2 separate regions of the Homo sapiens genome follow, and region 1 is linked to region 2. A link is a contact called in ENCODE Hi-C or POLR2A ChIA-PET data. All regions are on one chromosome and are shown on one strand. The core of a region is the stretch at or near the end of the contact, and the rest is flanking DNA. Distances in the headings are between cores, read along the strand shown. Region 1 overlaps MB21D2 (Mab-21 domain containing 2). Region 2 overlaps MB21D2 (Mab-21 domain containing 2).

Region 1 (4,291 bases), core at 1,120-3,619, 36 kb before region 2:
TCCCCATCATGTCACTCCCCTCTGTCATCCCCATCATGTCACTTCCCTCTATAGTTAAAAAGCATCCCTGTTAACCTGTTTTAAGGGCCGTTTGGCTTCTCCCCACCTCCACAGCCCATCTTTGGCCTCCACCCTCTTCATTCTCTTGGCTCTGAGTTTTTTTGAGGCCCTTTATCCTGACCACTCTTGGCTTCAGACCTTGGAACATGCTTTGCCTTCCTTATTCTTTGACCTTCTTCCCTGACTCTGCAAACGAGGCTAGGTTTTTGTTTTATTCCCATACCTGCACCTCTAATGTCTATTCGTTGTTATACAATATCAGCTCTTCTTTATAGAACATAATCTCCATGAGGACAGACTCTGTGTTATTCTGTGTTCTACTGTATCCCTGTATCCCTCTCAGTGTCGGGTAAACAGTAAATGCTCAAGAGAGATTTGCTGAAAAATTGAAGTATATACAAGGGCCACATTTTTGGCATAAGTAATCTATATTTAGTAGGTCCATCAACCCCTAAATAACCGTCATTTTTCATAAGGTAGTATCCTTCCTTTTCTAGTAAGCCTGGGTGCACTCAGTTTGCAAGTATGTGTAACTTTTCATCATGCCAGGTGATTGTCAACAAGGGCGGGGTGGGTGGAAAGTGGATTCTATGAGAATAGATGGACTCAGTCCGTGCCTTCGTGAATATGCCCATGTTCCGTGTGAGTTGAAGCTTCACAGGTGGAAACTTTCATGTTCATGATCCCCATTGATGGCCTTTTAATAACCTCTGAACTTGGCAGAGCAGACGTCCTTATCCCCATGTTACAATTCAGATAACATTTGTGATGACAACAACAATGTGTGGTTGAGAAGTTGCATCCAACATTTGCTCTGAGGGTGGTAATAACCAACTGTCCTCACATTGGTTGGAAGGAGAGAGGTATAGAATTAAAATAGCCACAGGAAACCATTCCCAGTTGGGTCATAATATATTTTGGCCTTAAGAGATATGATGAGAAACTATCTCCCTGTTTCTACATCGGTTTTGCATTTTTTTTTTAAACTCCTCGAACTTGTTAGCCTTTGCAATCTTCCTTCCTTCCTTCCTTCTTCTCTCCTTCCTTTTTTTTTTTTTTTTTTTTCAACGGAGTCGCCCAGGCTGGAGTGCAGTGGTGCAATCTCAGCTCACTACAGCCTCCACCTCCCAGGTTCCAGTGATTCTCCTGCCTCAGCCTGGGATTACAGGCTTGCACCACCATGTCCAGCTGAGATTACAGGCGTGCGCCACCATGCCTGGCTAATTTTTGTAGTTTTAGTAAAGGTGGGGTTTCACCATGTTTCCAGGCTGGTCTCAAACTCCTGACCTCAAGCGATCCACCCACCTCGGCCTCCCAAAGTGCTGGGATTACAGACATGAGCCAGTGTGCCCGGCCAGCCTTTGCATTTCTAAGAACAAGGGTAAGCATGACAGAAATGCCCATCAGATCCAATGTGCTCACTCGTCGTGCTCACTAGTCTTGGGCTTTAAATGTTTCTGGCTTATTTAATCCTTTTACAGATGAGAAGCTGAGGGTCAGAGGATGCCATTTGCTAGAGAGACACAGTCAGGAATCCTGACTAGGTTTCCTGACCCGTGTTAGGGATTCGTGTTACAGAAGTCCTCCCTGTGGATTAGGAAAGACAGAGGGGCAGTCCTGATTGTGTGCTTTTGAGGTTATTGTGTGTCTAAGCAGTCGTGGGCCAAGAGCATCCGTATTTGGTTGTGTAATTTATTTCATGATGATAATTATTAGCCTTATTCATTCAGCTAGGCTTTCTGATAAGTCTCAGGATCTTGCTCCACACTTAAGCATCATCCATCCAAGTACTATTGATATGCAGTTTATTTTTTTTCTTGGAATTGCTCTGCATGGCTGTAATATAATTTAAAGGCTGAAGCTCCCTTATTTCCTGCTGTTTGAGTACCTTTCCTAGCTCAGCTCAGCAGGTTATAGACTGCTGATGGCTGCTCAAGGAGCAGTGATGTTTTTCATTATTGATAATGTCAGTGGCAGGCTTGTTGCTGTGTCCTGTGCAGGCTGGAATAGGCTCATTGATGGCAGATATGCTTCCTTCCTGCAGAACTGGCCATGGCCCCAAGTGCAAGGTGAGGTCAAGTGGCTTTTTATGGGGAGGAGAAAGGGGGGTTTTCAGAACCAAGAGGCCAGTAAGAATCTGGGTAATTGGAAGCTTTTACTTTCCTTTGGGAAAGCCAGGAAACCCAACTGTGACTAGAGCCTGGGTTGAGTCAGACACATATTACATGACTCTGGATAGTTGTGCTTGGAGTTTGTTCCAGTGATTTGGGGACAGGATGGTTACATCATCAGGCCTCGGCTGGAGCCAGCTTTCAGGTTTTGGATTGTTTTATTCACTGTGTCAGTCTCCTCCACTACTCAAGCCTATCACATTATTCCACTTCTCCTTCCCTTCTTCCTTTCCTCCCTTCCTCCCTTCCTCCCTTCCCTCCTTCCCTTTTTCCCTCCTTCCCTCCTTCCCTCCTCCCCTCCTCCCCTCCTTCCTTCCTTCCTTCCTTTCTTTTTTTTTGACATGGAGTCTCACTCTGTCGCCGAGGCTGGAGTGCAGTGGCTCCATCTTGGCTCACTGCAGTCTCTGCCTCCCGGGCTCAAGCAATTCTTCTGACTCAGCCTCCTGAGTAAGTGGGATTACAGGGGCACACCACCATGCCCAGCTAATTTTTGTATTTTTAGTAAAGATGGGGTTTTACCATGTTGGCCAGGCTGGTCTCGAACTCCTGACCTCAAGTGATCCACCCTCTTCCTCTTATTTCATTACTAAATGCTGTATATTTCTTTTAACAACTAGTCTGTGGCCTACCTAATTACTTAATGTATTATTTCATGGACATAGTTCCGGTTAGTAGCATAGTCCCCAAACTTAGCATTTCATTGGCTACGTCATTTCCCACTGTGCTTTGTATGATAGTTTGCTTAGCTAGCCATTAATGTCAGTCTGTTGGGTTATCTTACTTTTCATGATTATATGTGGCAGTGAATTGTATGAAAGAGTTGCACTTACAGAATCCTAGGGATATTAGAGACCATCCTTCCTTGGGCATAGCACAGACCAACCTTTTCATTTTATGGACCACAAAATGGAGCCTCGGTATATTGAAAAATTTGCCTATATGTCTTTTCCCCCTTTAAGATGATTCCTTATTTTGCCACTGATGACTGATTATTTAGGAACGGAAAAAATCAAGGGCAAGTGAAAATCCTCTTTCCATTAAGTAGCAGGGGTGTCAGCAGCAGCAAAATTAAAAAAAAAAACTTAATACAAACTTGCTTAAGCAAAATATTAATTTATTAACTGTCAGTGAAAAGTTCATGGTTAGAGGTGACTTGATCAAAGGAGTCAAATGATGTCACTAGTCCTTGTTTCTTTCCGTTACTTGGCTCTGTCTCCCACTGCGTTTTCAAAGAGATTCTCTCCCCTCTGCTCCACTTGCTTCTTGTGTTTCAAGTTCACTGGGAAGATGGATTCTGTAGAGTCAGACAATGAGAGTCCAATATAAGCATGCACCTAGCCCTTCTATCTTTTGGATATGACTGCCATAGTGAGGATGGGCTAAGAGCTGGAGGACCACTGGCACACATGAAGATCACAGAATCAGAGTTGTTAGGGCTAAAAGGGCATTTATAGATCCCTGTATCCGTTACTGATTGCTGCATAAAACTACCCCCAAACTTAGTGGCTTAAAATAATACCTTATTATATCTGGTGATTCTTTGAGTCAGAAATTCAGACAGGGTACAAAGCGGATGGCCTACAATTGCTGTATGATTTCTGGACCTCACTGACCAAGCATTTTTCCCCTTCCCTCATTCCAATCTTCCTTCCTCCCCCATCCCCAGCCTTTTTGTGTGATTAGCTTGGCCTTTCTCATAGCATGACAGCCTTAGTCTAAGTTAGCTTCCTTATGCGGAAGATCCGGGCTCCCAGAGAGAACATTCCAAGAGATATGAAGTGGAAGCTGCCAGTTTCTTAAGGCCTGACGCTGAAAACTAGCAAACCATCACTTCCCTCTTACTCTGTCAAGCAGTCACAGAGCCCTCTTAGATTCAAGGGCACAGGACCTAGCCCCAGCCTCTTGATGGGAGAGTGTCAAAGAATATGCATGCAGCCATCTTTCACCTGCCGTGACCATCTAGTCACATAACCTTTTCTCAGATGAAAAACTTGAGGCCTGAGAGGAGCAGCAGTTAGTCCAATTTCTCTGAGCCCTCTCTTTAGAAATAAAAAACAGCA
Region 2 (3,987 bases), core at 702-3,201:
TGTCTTAATAAATAGTTTTAGACCAACAGACGGTTAAAATGTTTTAAGAAATTAGATCAAATTGTCATCATTTTTTTCTGGAATCTATAAGTGATTTGGGAATCAGGGCCTAGCATTTTTCTGGATTAAGTGGAATAAAATTTGCAAATGTGCTTGTATGTTTTTAAGACTTTTTTTTTTTTTTTTTTTTTGAGACAGAGTCTCGCTGTGTCGCCCAGGCTGGAGTGCAGTGGTGCGATTTCAGCTCACTGCAAGCTCCACCTCCCAGGTTCACGCCATTCTCTTGCCTCAACCTCCCGAGTAGCTGGGACTACAGGTGCCCGCCACCACACCCAGCTAATTTTTTTGTATTTTTTTGTAGAGACGGTGTTTCACCGTGCTAGCCAGGATGGTCTTGATCTCCTGACCTCGTGAGCTGCCCGCCTCAGCCTCCCAAAGTGCTGGGATTACAGGCTTAAGCCACCGCACCCAGCTTTTTTTTTTTTTTTTTTTTAAAGACACTTTCTAAAGATCCCTGGCCAAATAAAATGTGAACAATCGGCCAGGCGTGGTGGCTCACGCCTGTCATCCCAGCACTTTGGGAGGCTGATGTGAGCTGATCACGAGGTCAAGAGATTGAGACCATCCTGGCCAACATGGTGAAACCCTGTCTCTACTAAAAATACAAAAATTAGCTGGGCATGGTGGCATGCGCCTGTAGTCCCAGCTACTCGGGAGGCTGAGGCAGGAGAATCGCTTGAACCAGGGAGGCAGAGGTTGCAGTGAGCTGAGATCGTGCCACTGCACTCCAGCCTGCGTCAGAGCAAGACTCTGTCTCAAAAAAAAAAAAAAAAAAAAGAACAATCCTCTCAAACATCTGTACCTGTGGTAGAAAGTAATTGTCTGCGCAATTCAAGGAACATTTCAGTCTATCCCAGAAAGAAATTCTGCCAGCATTGCATTTGTGTTCCCAGTTTGTCTTGCTCTCACGGTAGAACAGCTGGCACTTCTTTGTGGTGTTTGGTTTCCTTGTTTTTGTTCCTTGGCTGAGATGTGAAGGACTTGGGAGGGGCTAAGAAACCTCAGGAAGGTCGGAAAAGTAGTGGCAGAAGACACAAAAAGGAGTGGCCCCACAGGAGAAACAGCATGTGCAAAGAGGAGGCATGATAGAAAAGCAGTGGAATGGGGATGAGAAAATCTGGATTTTTGTCTTTTTTCTTTCTTCTTCTTTTTTTTTTTTTTTTTTGATATAACTGGGGAAAATTACTTCCTCAGTCCTCATGTCCTTATTTGCATCATAACTGGATTTGGGTTTTTTTGTTTGTTTTGTTTTGTTTGGTTTTTTTTTTTTGAGATGCAGTCTCGCTTTGTCGTCTGGGCTGGAGTGCAATGGCATGATCTTGGCTCACTGCAACTTCCACTTCCTGGGTTCAAGCGATTCTCCTACATCAGCCTCCTGAGTAGCTGGGACTATAGGTGTGAGCCACCATGCCCGGCCTCATAACTGGATTTGAGTCAGAGAATCTGAGGGACCTCAGTGTTGCTGAACTCGATTCATTCATTCACACAAATTGGCAGAGTACCTGCCATGTACCATGTACCTGCAGTGTGATTGGTCCTGCAATTCAAAGATGAATGAACTGAGATCGTTGACCTCAAGCTGCTTGGTTCAGTAGCAGAGACAGACATATGAGACAACCATTTGTGATGCCATATTGTGAGTGTCATGGGAATACAGGGGAGGATGGGATTAGCCTTGATGGAAAGAGAGGGAAGTCTGCAGGACTCAACAGAGGAAAAGACCTTTCCCTAGAAGGAGAAGAGGGTGAAGTTAGCCTGGGCAGCCAGGCTGGTAGGAGAAGAATCATAGAGATTGAAAAACTTCATTGCAACAACAGCGAGTAACACTATCCCACGCTCTAAAGTATTGACAACTTAGTCATGTCCTTTTGAGACACTACGTGCACCCAGAGTTCTAGGGTTGTTCTGAAGGTTGATTATGGAAACCCTTGCCCCACGTCTCCTTGCTCTGTAAGGCTGGAAAAGCATAGAATCTATTTTTGTGCTCTGACTTCGTAGCCCATCTGTCAGAAAATGCCCTTTTCACAGCAGGGTCCTAGTGACTTAATTATTGTTTGTGGAATATTTAGAAGTTTAGGTCAAGGATGAATTTCTGTTGCGAAACTGAAGGCACACAAATGAGATGTTTAAAAATGAAGTGGAAGTTTTTTGTTTTTGTTTTGTTTTTGCAGAAAAAAGATTTTTAATGGCTTGAATGTGCTGCCATAGTTGCGTCAGATTGTCAGAAAATTATGTTGTACATCTGAGAGAGAAAAGAAGAGCCTTTTGAGGAGCTGCGCTAAAATTATTTTTTGTTTAGTCTCTTAACTCTTTGGCTTGAATGAGTCATTGACTTTCCTTGCCAAGATAGGGTTAGCATTTGTTTTGTGTTTTAAAAGCAGGCCAAGGGATTGCCACGAGGGGAGACAACCTGAGCAACTGAAGGAAGAATTGCTAGAAATTGTGTTACAGTTGTTTAGTCTGAATGTGATTAGAAACAACAACAAAAATGACCTAACATTATTGACTTCAAAATTTGTTTTCTGCTTTCTTCCAAAAAAAAAAAGGTCTAAAGGAAAAAGATTTTACTATAATGTGTCCATTAAAATACAGGGCAAAGCTAACATCTCACAGGAAATGTTTTATTTGACATAGGTAGATAGCTATTGTTTGAGGGCATAAATTTTAGATAAAAGATTCCTGGCAGTCTATGCAAAAAAGGAAAATATGGTTGCCTAGCAACTTTTATTGATTGATTTAAAAGAGACAGGTCTGTCAGTAGATGTACTCTTCCCCCCGGTCCCCTTTTTCTTTTCCAGGCAGAGTTTCATTCTGTTGCCCAGGCTGGAGTGCAGTGGCTCGATCTCTCGGCTCACTGCAACCTCCGCCTCCCGGGTCCAAGTGATTCTCCTGCCCCAGCCTCCCGAGTAGCTGGGACTACAGGCACACGCCACCACGTCCAGCTAATTTTTGTATTTTTAGTAGCGATGGGGTTTCACCATGTTGGCCAGGCTGGTCTCAATCTCTTGACCTCGTGATCCGCCCGCCTCAGCCTCTCAAGGTGCTGGGATTACAGGCGTGACCCACCGCACCTGGCGAGACATACTCTTTCATATCCTTATTATGCAGATTTTTAAATATTATAAACATTGAATAGTGTAATTTGCCATCACTTAAGTAAGTTTTCCAGCTGATGATAAACTTTACTTGGTAAGACAAGTTTTTTGCATTGGCCTTCAGTAAAATCTTTCACTTAGTTGAAAGCATTTTTATATGGGGAGGAGATGTAACTAAGGCAATCTAGGTTTGTGATTTTCTATTACAGTTTGATCCAAGAAAAAATATCAGTAAGTGTGTCAATATTATCTTGTTTAGATCAGTGTTTTGAAACTTGTGTGTTCGTAAGAACTGCCTGGGGCCCTTGTTAAAATACAGATTCCAATGCCAGCTGCAGATTTACTGAATCAGAGTCTCTAGGCAAGGGGCCTGGGTGTGTATTTATCAAAGGCACCAAGTGATTTCTTATGCTCAAACAGGTTTAAGGAACACTGCTGTGGATGGTTCTCCTTGACTGTTTTTTTTCCTCTCAGCTGGGCTTTGTAGCAGTCATTTTGAGTATAAATTGTGATAGGAGCCTGAGGCAATAGCATTAAAAGTGAGTTGGCAAAGCCCAGCAGAGCCAGTTTAATTAGCTAGTTTGGATAACTGTAATGTCATTTCCCCTTCTCAAGCTGTGGTGCTTCAGGATGCTGCCCATCAAGTTCCTTCATCCTTCCAGTCTTTTCATCTGTTATTCCATTGATCCTTACACCATCTCTGTGTAGTGGACAGAACAAGTATAATAATTGTATTTCATTGATTTTTTTAAGATGCTCCCCTTTCTCACAATTGTACATCCCTAATAATAGTAGGCACCTTAGAATCGATTGTCTGAATTTGAATATTTTT

What was found. Hi-C counts contacts between places; a loop is a spot of excess contacts on that map. ChIA-PET counts read pairs that join two places held with the same protein, here RNA polymerase II (POLR2A). Pooled maps may share reads with other maps.
Region 1: a map of ascending aorta shows a loop between it and region 2 (4-fold over the local background). The contact joins two enhancer-like sites. A Hi-C loop is called at or near these places in 11 of 168 maps with a recorded cell type or tissue (Caco-2, IMR-90, PC-3 and 8 more), 5 of 37 single-sample maps with no recorded cell type and 12 of 50 pooled maps. POLR2A ChIA-PET finds 5 or more read pairs at or near these places in 6 of 52 experiments (AG04449, AG04450, GM12878 and 3 more).

The regions. Positions count from the first base shown.
Region 1 is chr3:192,867,534-192,871,824 of GRCh38, reverse strand. All of the region lies in intron 1 of MB21D2 (Mab-21 domain containing 2), which reads left to right. Among named protein-coding and RNA genes, the nearest start is that of MB21D2, 48 kb to the left of the region's middle. RefSeq lists an enhancer at 4,144-4,223. Within about 2 kb of position 2,369, at least 6 of the 41 ENCODE cell types and tissues checked have a DNase peak (open chromatin) inside an H3K27ac peak, as active enhancers do; they include ascending aorta, where a contact is called at or near this core.
Region 2 is chr3:192,831,660-192,835,646 of GRCh38, reverse strand. All of the region lies in intron 1 of MB21D2 (Mab-21 domain containing 2), which reads left to right. Among named protein-coding and RNA genes, the nearest start is that of MB21D2, 84 kb to the left of the region's middle. Within about 2 kb of position 1,951, at least 4 of the 41 ENCODE cell types and tissues checked have a DNase peak (open chromatin) inside an H3K27ac peak, as active enhancers do; they include ascending aorta, where a contact is called at or near this core.